2 separate regions of the Homo sapiens genome follow, and region 1 is linked to region 2. Evidence: chromatin contacts called from ENCODE Hi-C or POLR2A ChIA-PET data. All regions are on one chromosome and are shown on one strand. The core of a region is the stretch at or near the end of the contact, and the rest is flanking DNA. Distances in the headings are between cores, read along the strand shown.

Region 1 (4,489 bases), core at 143-2,642, 230 kb after region 2:
GTGGTGGTTCACACCTGTAATCCCAGCACTTTGGGAGGCCGTGGTGGATGGATCATGAGGTCAGGAGATCGAGACCATCCTGGCTAACACAGTGAAACTCCGTCTCTACTAAATATACAAAAAAAATTAGCAGGGCATGGTGGCAGTTGCCTGTAGTCCCAGCTACTCGGGAGGCTGAGGCAGGAGAATGGCGTGAACCTGGGAGGCGGAGCTTGCAGTGAGCCAAGATCACACCACTGCACTCCAGCCTGGGCAACAGAGCAAGACTCTGTCTCAAAAAAAAAAAAAGAGTTTGAGACCAGCCTGGCCAACATGGTGAAACCCTGTCTCTACTAAAAATACAAAAATTAGCTGGGCGTGGTGTTGGTCACCTGTAATCCCAGCTACTCGGGAGGCTGAGGCAGGAGAATCACGTGAACCTGGGAGGCAGAGGTTGCAGTGAACCATTGCACTCCAGCCTGGGCTACAGAGCAAGACTCCAACTCAAAAAAACAGCTCAATTCTGGACAGCCCCATGCCCATGCCCACCTGCACGACAGAGCACTCTCAATGGCCAGGCACTATCCTGGGGCCTTCACCTGCCCTTGCCATGTTGTCACAATTCTACAGGTGAGCATGTGGAGGCTGACTTCAGCACAGTGTCTGTCACTGGTAGACTGTGGGGCAGGGATTTGGGATTAAGCTTCTTGAGTCCCAACCGGATGCCCCTTGACCATCACTTTATGCTGCCATTACCGGGGAGGTTCAAGCGAGGACAGTGCTGAGTGTCCGAGAGTGTCCAAGCTCCTGACCCGCTCCTGCAGTGGGAAGCCCTGGTTGGGCCCCAGTGTCTCCTGACAGCTACCCTCTGGGCCTCCTGGCCTGCCTGGATCCCGCTTCTTAGAACAAAGGTGAGACTGGCCACCTGCTTGTTTGTACTCGGGACAAACTGTGTACACGGCCTGGTCCATAAAACCCCCTGAGCTCCCTGCTGTTTACCTGTCCTGTCTCCCCAGGAGGCTAATGGGAGGCGAGCTGGTCTCTGTCCTGGAGCTGCCCCTGCCCTGGCCATGCCCTGGCCGCATTTCTGGATCAATGGCCACTGACCAGAGGCCTGACTGTGCCACTGACCTACACGTTGGTGCCACTTCCCTGAGGGGCTCATATGTGGACGTTTCATGGAAGGGATAGCCCCTCCACTTTTTTGATGAAGTTGAATTTAAACAGGATGAAACTTTGGCCCTTGTCACTTTTTTTTTTTTTTTTAATGTTTTTAATTAAATTGCCTGGGTCACTGACACCCTGGAGAGACTAGGAAATGCAGCGTTGCAGTTTGTTAATGATACACCATCTGTTTGTTCGCACTGTGTGGTCACGTGATCTTTGCTCTGCAGAACATCCTGTCTCACTGGCCTAAACCAGTTTACGGCTGAAATGCTTAGGATGAATGCCAGAAAATCTCTCTCTTTTTCTTTGTCTCTCTCTCTCTTCCCTCTCCTTTTTCCCTCCCTCTCCCTTTCTTTCCCTTACCCATTTTAAGATCGGCTATTAACCCCAAACTTGTTGGCAGAATTTGTATTAACTATTTATGACACTTCATCACCCGGTTCCATTGCAGTATTGTAGCCTGACTTCTGAGCCAGTAAGGTGGCCATAGCTCAGACAAATGGGGGAAATTTCAGGGTCGGGGTGGGGAAAGCCCATGACAGCTGGCCTTTGAGGGCAGCATCACCCAGCCACAGCTCAAGGGGAAGCGTGGACCCCCCAGGGCAGTGGAGGGTGAAACCAGGGAGCCCCTTCTGACCCATCACCAATGGTCTCATTGTGACTCATTTTCTTTACCCCTACAATTCATGATCATTGACTCATCTCACATGATAATTAGATTAAATCCATGAAGAGTGCTGCATCCTAGGTATTTTGTTGTTGCTGTTGTTGCGGCCCAGGCTGGAGTGCAGTGGCGCGATCTTGGCTAGCTGCAAACTTCACCTCCCAGGTTCAAGTGATGCTCCTGCCCTAGCCTCCTGAGTAGCTAGTATTACAGACACCTGCTACCATGTCCAGCTAATTTTTGTATTTTTAGTAGAGGTGGGGTTTTACCATGTTGGCCAGGCTGGTGTCAAACTCTTGACCTCAAGTGATCCCCCTGCCTCGGCCTCCCAAAGTGCTGGGATTACAGGCATGAGCCACCATGCCCGGCCCATCCTAGGTTTTTCTTGTTTTTTATTTTTTTGAGACGGAGTTTTACTCTTATTGGCCGGGCTGGAGTGCAGTGGTGTGATCTTGGCTCACTGCAACCTCTGCCTCCCAGGTTCAAGTGATTCTCCCCACTCAGCCTCCCAAATAGCTGGGATTACAGGCATGTGCCACCACACCCGGCTCATTTTTGTTTTTGTTTTTGTTTGAGATGGAGTCTCACTCTGTTGCCCAGGGTGGAGTACAGTGGGGCCATCTCGGCTCACTGCAACCTCCGCCTCCCAGATTGAAGCAATTCTCCTGCCTCAGCCTCCCAAGTAGCTGGGATTACAGGCGTGCACCACCATATCCAGCTAATTTTTAGTAGAGACGGGGTTTCACCATGTTGGTCAGGCTGGTCTCAAACTCCTGAGCTCTTGATCCGCCCGCCTTGGCCTCCCAAAGTGCTGGGATTACAGGCGTGAGCCACTGTGCCCGGTATAATTTTTGTATTTTTAGTAGAGACAGGGTTTCTCCACGTTGGTCAGGCTGGTCTTGAGCTCCTGACCTCGTGATCTGCCTGCCTCGGCCTCCCAAAATGCTGGGATTACAGGCATGAGCCACTGCGCCCAGCCCATCCTAGGTATTTTTAAGAGCTGTAAGTTTTATTCGTTTTCAAGAAAACTGGGCCTCAAAAGGAAAAATAACAGAGGCCCAGATGCTGACCCTCTGGTGGAAAATGCCATGGCTCGTTGAACCCCTTTCTCACAATGGAAACTGGAATCCATGTGGCAGAAGATGGATGGCTGCGAAAGATGATTTAGACAATGTTCAGGAGTCCAGCAGCTCCAAGGTATTGCAGTGCCCACAGACACTCACGGTGTAGCTTGACTCTGCTACACCTCAGTCATGTCCTCAGTCATTCCTTCATGAATAAGGTGACCAGTCACCACAGGAAGGGCATGTCCTGTGAGTGGCCTTCTGAAGGGACAGGATGTGACTGGAGCCACAGAGGAGGTTGTGGTTGGGGTACAAGGAGATGGCTCAGCCACCAAGCTGGGGATGCTCACACACGCAGGGTCTCAGCATGGCAGGCAGGGGCTGCTGTCAACAGGGTCCCCATCTGCATGCAGCCCCGGTCTCTTCCAATGACTAGAAGCTCCCAGGGCTGTCCTGTTCTTCCCTTCTGTCAGATTTCACTTTCTGGTTGTAATTTGGGAAGGGCTTGTCCACACATTATCTGATTCTGTCTTTTTTTTTTTTTAGACAGAGTCTCGCTGTGTCACCCAGGCTGGAGTGCAGTGGTACCATCGGGGTTCACTGCAGCCTCCACCTCCCAGGTTCAAGTGATTCTCCCGCCTCAGCCTCCTGAGTATCTGGGACTACAGGTGTCTGCCACCACGCCCAGCTAATTTTTGTATTTTTAGTAGAGACGAGCTTTCACCATGTTGGCCAGGCTGGTCTCAAACGCCTGGCCTCAGGCAATCCACCCACCTCGGCCTCCCAAAGTGCTGAGATTACAGGCGTGAGCCACCACTCACATCCGATTTCATCACTTACTTGAGACCCTGATAAAGTTTAAGGTGTGTGTGTGTGTGTGTGTGTGTGTGTGTGTGTGTGTGCTTACAACAGTAGAGACTTTTTTTTTTTTTTTAGGGGAACTGGCCCATATGGATGACTCATCTCTAGGTGTTTCACACTCTAAGCTTATGAAATGCTTCTCCAATCAGCTAAGAACCAATGGCCCAGAACTTTATCAACTTCTGATAGGAGTTTGCAGCCCACAAAACCCAGCTCAGCACACTCCCTGCAGAGAAAACATCTGCACCTGGGCTTCTTGGCCCAGAAAAAGGTGATGTAGCCACTTCAGAGTAAAGTGTAGCCATTGTTCCTCCTCCCCCTCTGTCATCGTCAGGATGGACCGCCTGCTGGGGGCCCTTACTGGGATATTGTTTCTCTGATTTATCTTTTAGCTTCAAGTAAAATAGCAATAAGCGATGCTAATCACAAGCATTTTCCTGAAATTCAGTCCATGCCTTAATGCTGAAACCACGCTGGTAAATTAACTCGCACTGGCACTAAAATGATTCATGTCATTACTTCTAAAGAGTGAGACAATGAAAGTTACCAAAAACAGTGTGATCTCCAGCAATAAAGGGATGTGGGGTGCTTTTTTATTTTATATATATAAATAATGATTTAAATAGAGATGGGGTTTCACCATTTTCCCAGGCTTGTCTCAAACTCCTGGACTCAAGTAATCCACCCTCCTCAGTCTCCCAGAGTGTTGGGATTACAGTCATAAGCCACAACGCCCAGGCGTGGAGTGCTTTTC
Region 2 (4,045 bases), core at 1,390-3,889:
ACCCTGAGCAAAGCACACAGGAGAGCAAAGCTATGGAGATTTCATCAGCCACACTCAGTACTAACCCCCTTGCCTGAGAGTCAAGACCTTTTATACTGTGGTCCAAATCAGCTTCTCCAAGCCCCTTCCCTACTGCTTTTCTTTCTGCACCTCTGGCCCTTGCCAAACACTCAGGCTTCCTGTCTGCCATTTCTTCCTGCAGTGTTCTGCCCAGAATGCCTGCCCTTCTGTTACTCCATGTGGAAATGCTCTACATTTTTAAACTTAATTTCCTTCATTAATCTTTCTCTAATCTGAGGAGGATATAACTCTGTCCTTTGAATACCCCTGTAGAACATCATGCCTCTCTTAGGGCCTTTCTCTGGCTCTGCATTGTCTTATGAAATTCTATCTTACACCTCCCTTTTTGGATTGAGCTCCTGAAGGCAAGGACTGTCTTACTCACATTATCTTCATCATGGTGCCTTGCACCTAGATGCTCAAGAAATATTTGTATGATTGAATTAAAGTTGAAAGTTGCAGTCAATCTTTTTGAAGATTATTCTGGCAACAGTGTGTATCAGAGAATAAAGAGCCTGAAATCAGAAAGTACAAATAGCAGAAGGTCTTGGGGGATGGTGCCCAGTAAGAACAGGAAAGATCAGAAGAGTCAGGAACTTACTGCATATGGGGGAGGAGGTAATAATGGTCTAAGGCGCGTGGATCCTCAAGGCTTAGAGAACTGAGAAGCCAGCAGGAAATAAAACTGTAGCACAGTTGGGTTATTGCCATTTTGGTGACAGTTTCATGTGTTTTTTTTTTTTTTTCCTGTGTGAGTGTGATTTTGCTCAACATGAGTTTGGTAACTGGGATCAGAAAGGTTTTGTTCCTTGGTACATTTTACAGAATGGTTGCTAAGCCAACAGAACTCAGAATTGAGTTCAAATCCCAGCTATCCCACTTATTCTCTGGGGGTTTGGGGTAAGTCTCTTAGATGCTGTAAAATTTAAGTTCCTCAGTAATGAAATGGGGGCACAAATAGAACCTCCCTCAGAGTCGTAGTGAAAGTCGAATAAGGCAGCAGTGATTGAGCTCTTATTATGCACTAGGCACTGTTCTAAGCACTTGAACTTACTTAACCTTCATAGCATCTCCATGAGGCAAGTGGTGGTGTTGCCATCACAATACGTGTGAAGAGAAAGGAGGCAGAGAGATTATGATGACTTGCCCAAAGAACACAGAGTTCACACTGAATTGGAACTGGAACTTGGGCAGTGTGGTTGCAGAGCACCCAGTCTTAGCTGCTGTGCTGTTTCTGACTCAGTATCTGTCACATAGTAAACATTCCATTAGAATCAGCTCCTGTTTCTCCTCCCAGGGAAGACACACAGTACATTTTGCCTGAGATAACTGTCTCACCAGATGTGTATACAGTCACGTGGTAGACTGGAAAGCACATTTGTGAGTGTTAGTTCTCATGGTCCTTTGAGTTTTCCCTTACCTTTAAAATGCAAAGATGCTGTTGAAAGTGAATAAACTGATACTGTGGAGAAAGCATGATATATCACAAAGAATGCCATTGTGGAAAAAGTTCACTTTGACTGCTTAATGAGGGGGAGGGGTCTCCTTTGGGGGATGATGAAAGCGTTTTGGAATTAGATCTGAGGGCTGCACGCATTGTAGATGTATTAACTGCCTCTGAATTGTAAACTTTAAAATGATTAATTTTATGTTATGTGAATTTTACCTCAATAACAATTTTTTTAAGTTAATTCGAGTTGGGTTTTACCTTTGGAAGTATAATTACAAAGCGGGCAATACTTCATGCTGTTAAAATTAAACTTGATTTATTAGACGGCTGACTGCTTCCGTTGTTATCCACAGCTGAAAAGGAGATGAAGATCCTGCTTGTAGCTGAGCAGTCTTTAGAAGTCTGCTGCATTCTTCCCAAATTCCATCACTCTAGTCAAGAGTAAGAGGATTTGATAATAGGGGACTGGTTTCCTCTCGGCTCTGTGATAACTGGGGACTGGTTCCAGGAGGGCAGGTACTTTGTATGTGAGTTTTCATGTACTTCACATTATGTCCATGTCACGTTCTTCAACTTGATCAGCCTTTGAATTTTGGCATGGACAACAAACTCCACATTGAATTCAGCTCTAGAAGCTGGGATTCAAATTTGACCCCAGAATGGACCCCAAGTGATAGCACAGCAGCCCTTCCCCCCTCCCACTTTCCTGATGGTAGAAACAGGATAATTAGCATAGGTTTTCAAGAGATGATCTCTGCTCAGTTGTTCTGTGCCTTCTCACTTGTCACTAAGGCTCTTAGCCCTGGCTTGAAGGCTTTTGCTAATATTTCTTGGGGAACAAAGTCTTTCTCTGGAATCCATTCAAGGTGGGTAGTTAATGGAATGGCTGTCCTTTAAGCACAGAGAGAGGGGTGGTGTCACCTATGCCTTACAGAGCAGAATAATAATAATAGAATTGGTCCTCGTTCGAGTGTTCCTTCTCAGATTTGTGCTCCCGTGTTCCTTGGGCACTCTCACTGGCTAATTCTCTGCAAACATCACAACTCAGGCATGGAACCTCTCATACTTCCTCCTGTGCCCCCACTGCAGGCCTTCAGTGCATGGTGGTGGTTTTGGTTTTGGTTTTTGTTTCCTCTCCTCTCCCGTTTTAGAAACACGGATGTCTTATATTCCCACAAAAGAATTTAGGAAATTAACCTGTTTACAAAAAGGTCCACACAGGTTTGACATTGCTTCCTCAAAGCACCTTGTTCACAGTTGCCCTTCTAGGTCAAGCTCACCTTCACCTTTTTTTTTTCCTACCTCCAGCTTCAAATGTCTCCAGGTGCCTGCATAGCTGAGCAGGAGAGGTTCCTTTTTTATGCAGACAAGACCAAAGAGGAAATTGTTCATTCTTTTTTTTTTTTTTTTGAGACAGAGCCTCACTCTGTTGCTCAGGCTGGAGTGTAGTGGCGTGATCTCAGCTCACTGCAACCTCTGCCTCCCGGGTTCAAGCTATTCTCCTGCCTCAGCCTCCCGAGTAGCTGGGACTACAGGCGTGTGCCACCACGCCCGGCTAATTTTTTATATTTTTAGTAGAGATGGGGTTTCACCATATTGGCGAGGCCGGTCTTGAACTCCTGACCTTGTGATCCACCCGCCTCGGCTTCCCAAAGTGCTCAGATTACAAGCATGAGCCACTGCACCCGACCCGGAAATTGCTCATTCTTTGGTATTATTATTTTTAGTTTCTTTGTACTTGATTTATTCTGTGGGCAGGAGAAGGGGAATATACAATATCTTATTACAGGAAATACTAGACACCTTATCTGAAAGTTTAGTAACAAACTTCCCTCATGGAATGCCTTTGGGCTGTTTGGCCCTTAAAATATGTTTTCTTTTTTATTTTATTTACATTTATTTACTCACTCAACCACTCAACAGACGTTTGAGTTTCTATGGGAAAGACATTTTAGATAGATGCTGAGGATATAAAAATGAGTAATACAGTTTCTCTCCCCTTAAAGTATTAATCACCTGCTAAGAAATGCAAACAAAAACCAAGTGTAACTGTGGTAAGTGCTTCATGGAGATATAATATATATATATACTAGTAGTGGATTTTATGGTTTACAGAGCAAGTTAACGTATTTTTTTCTTATTTCCTTGGGGTAACAGTCTTCTGAAGCAATTGGGTGACTCTGGCTGAGAGTTGGGACTCAGACCTTATGATTTGTCACTTTTTTGTTGCTCATTCCCCCTCTCCAGCACTGAGTGATGTGGGATTCCATGACTGATAAGTTTGTTCTCTGCAGTAGCTCCTTTCTTAAGTTAAATTACTGGAAAACGGAAATGTGTGTGAATTCCTTTTCCACTCCCGCTGTCCTTGGACAAATTATTTCATCTCTCTGTGCTTTAGTTTTCTCATCTATAAAATGGTGATAATATTATCTGCTTCCCAGGACAGTAGTGAGAATTAATTGAGTAGTTGATGGTCAGAATGATCTTGCCTGTATGTAGTTGTCGAACTTCAAATATTTTGAGAATCTGAAAAGC

The links. A loop is a pair of places that touch in the nucleus more often than their neighbours do. ChIA-PET counts read pairs that join two places held with the same protein, here RNA polymerase II (POLR2A). Pooled maps may share reads with other maps.
Region 1: a loop to region 2 is called in a pooled map, with 3 times the contacts of the local background. The contact joins two enhancer-like sites. A Hi-C loop is called at or near these places in 3 of 50 pooled maps. POLR2A ChIA-PET finds 5 or more read pairs at or near these places in 2 of 52 experiments (CD8-positive, alpha-beta memory T cell and activated CD8-positive, alpha-beta memory T cell).

What each region holds. Positions count from the first base shown.
Region 1 is chr1:8,166,799-8,171,287 of GRCh38, reverse strand. No RefSeq gene overlaps it. Among named protein-coding and RNA genes, the nearest start is that of LINC01714, 40 kb to the left of the region's middle. RefSeq lists an enhancer at 3,666-4,339. Within about 2 kb of position 1,392, at least 26 of the 41 ENCODE cell types and tissues checked have a DNase peak (open chromatin) inside an H3K27ac peak, as active enhancers do.
Region 2 is chr1:8,394,350-8,398,394 of GRCh38, reverse strand. All of the region lies in intron 12 of RERE (arginine-glutamic acid dipeptide repeats), which reads left to right. Among named protein-coding and RNA genes, the nearest start is that of RERE-AS1, 28 kb to the left of the region's middle. RefSeq lists an enhancer at 2,467-2,666. Within about 2 kb of position 2,639, at least 17 of the 41 ENCODE cell types and tissues checked have a DNase peak (open chromatin) inside an H3K27ac peak, as active enhancers do.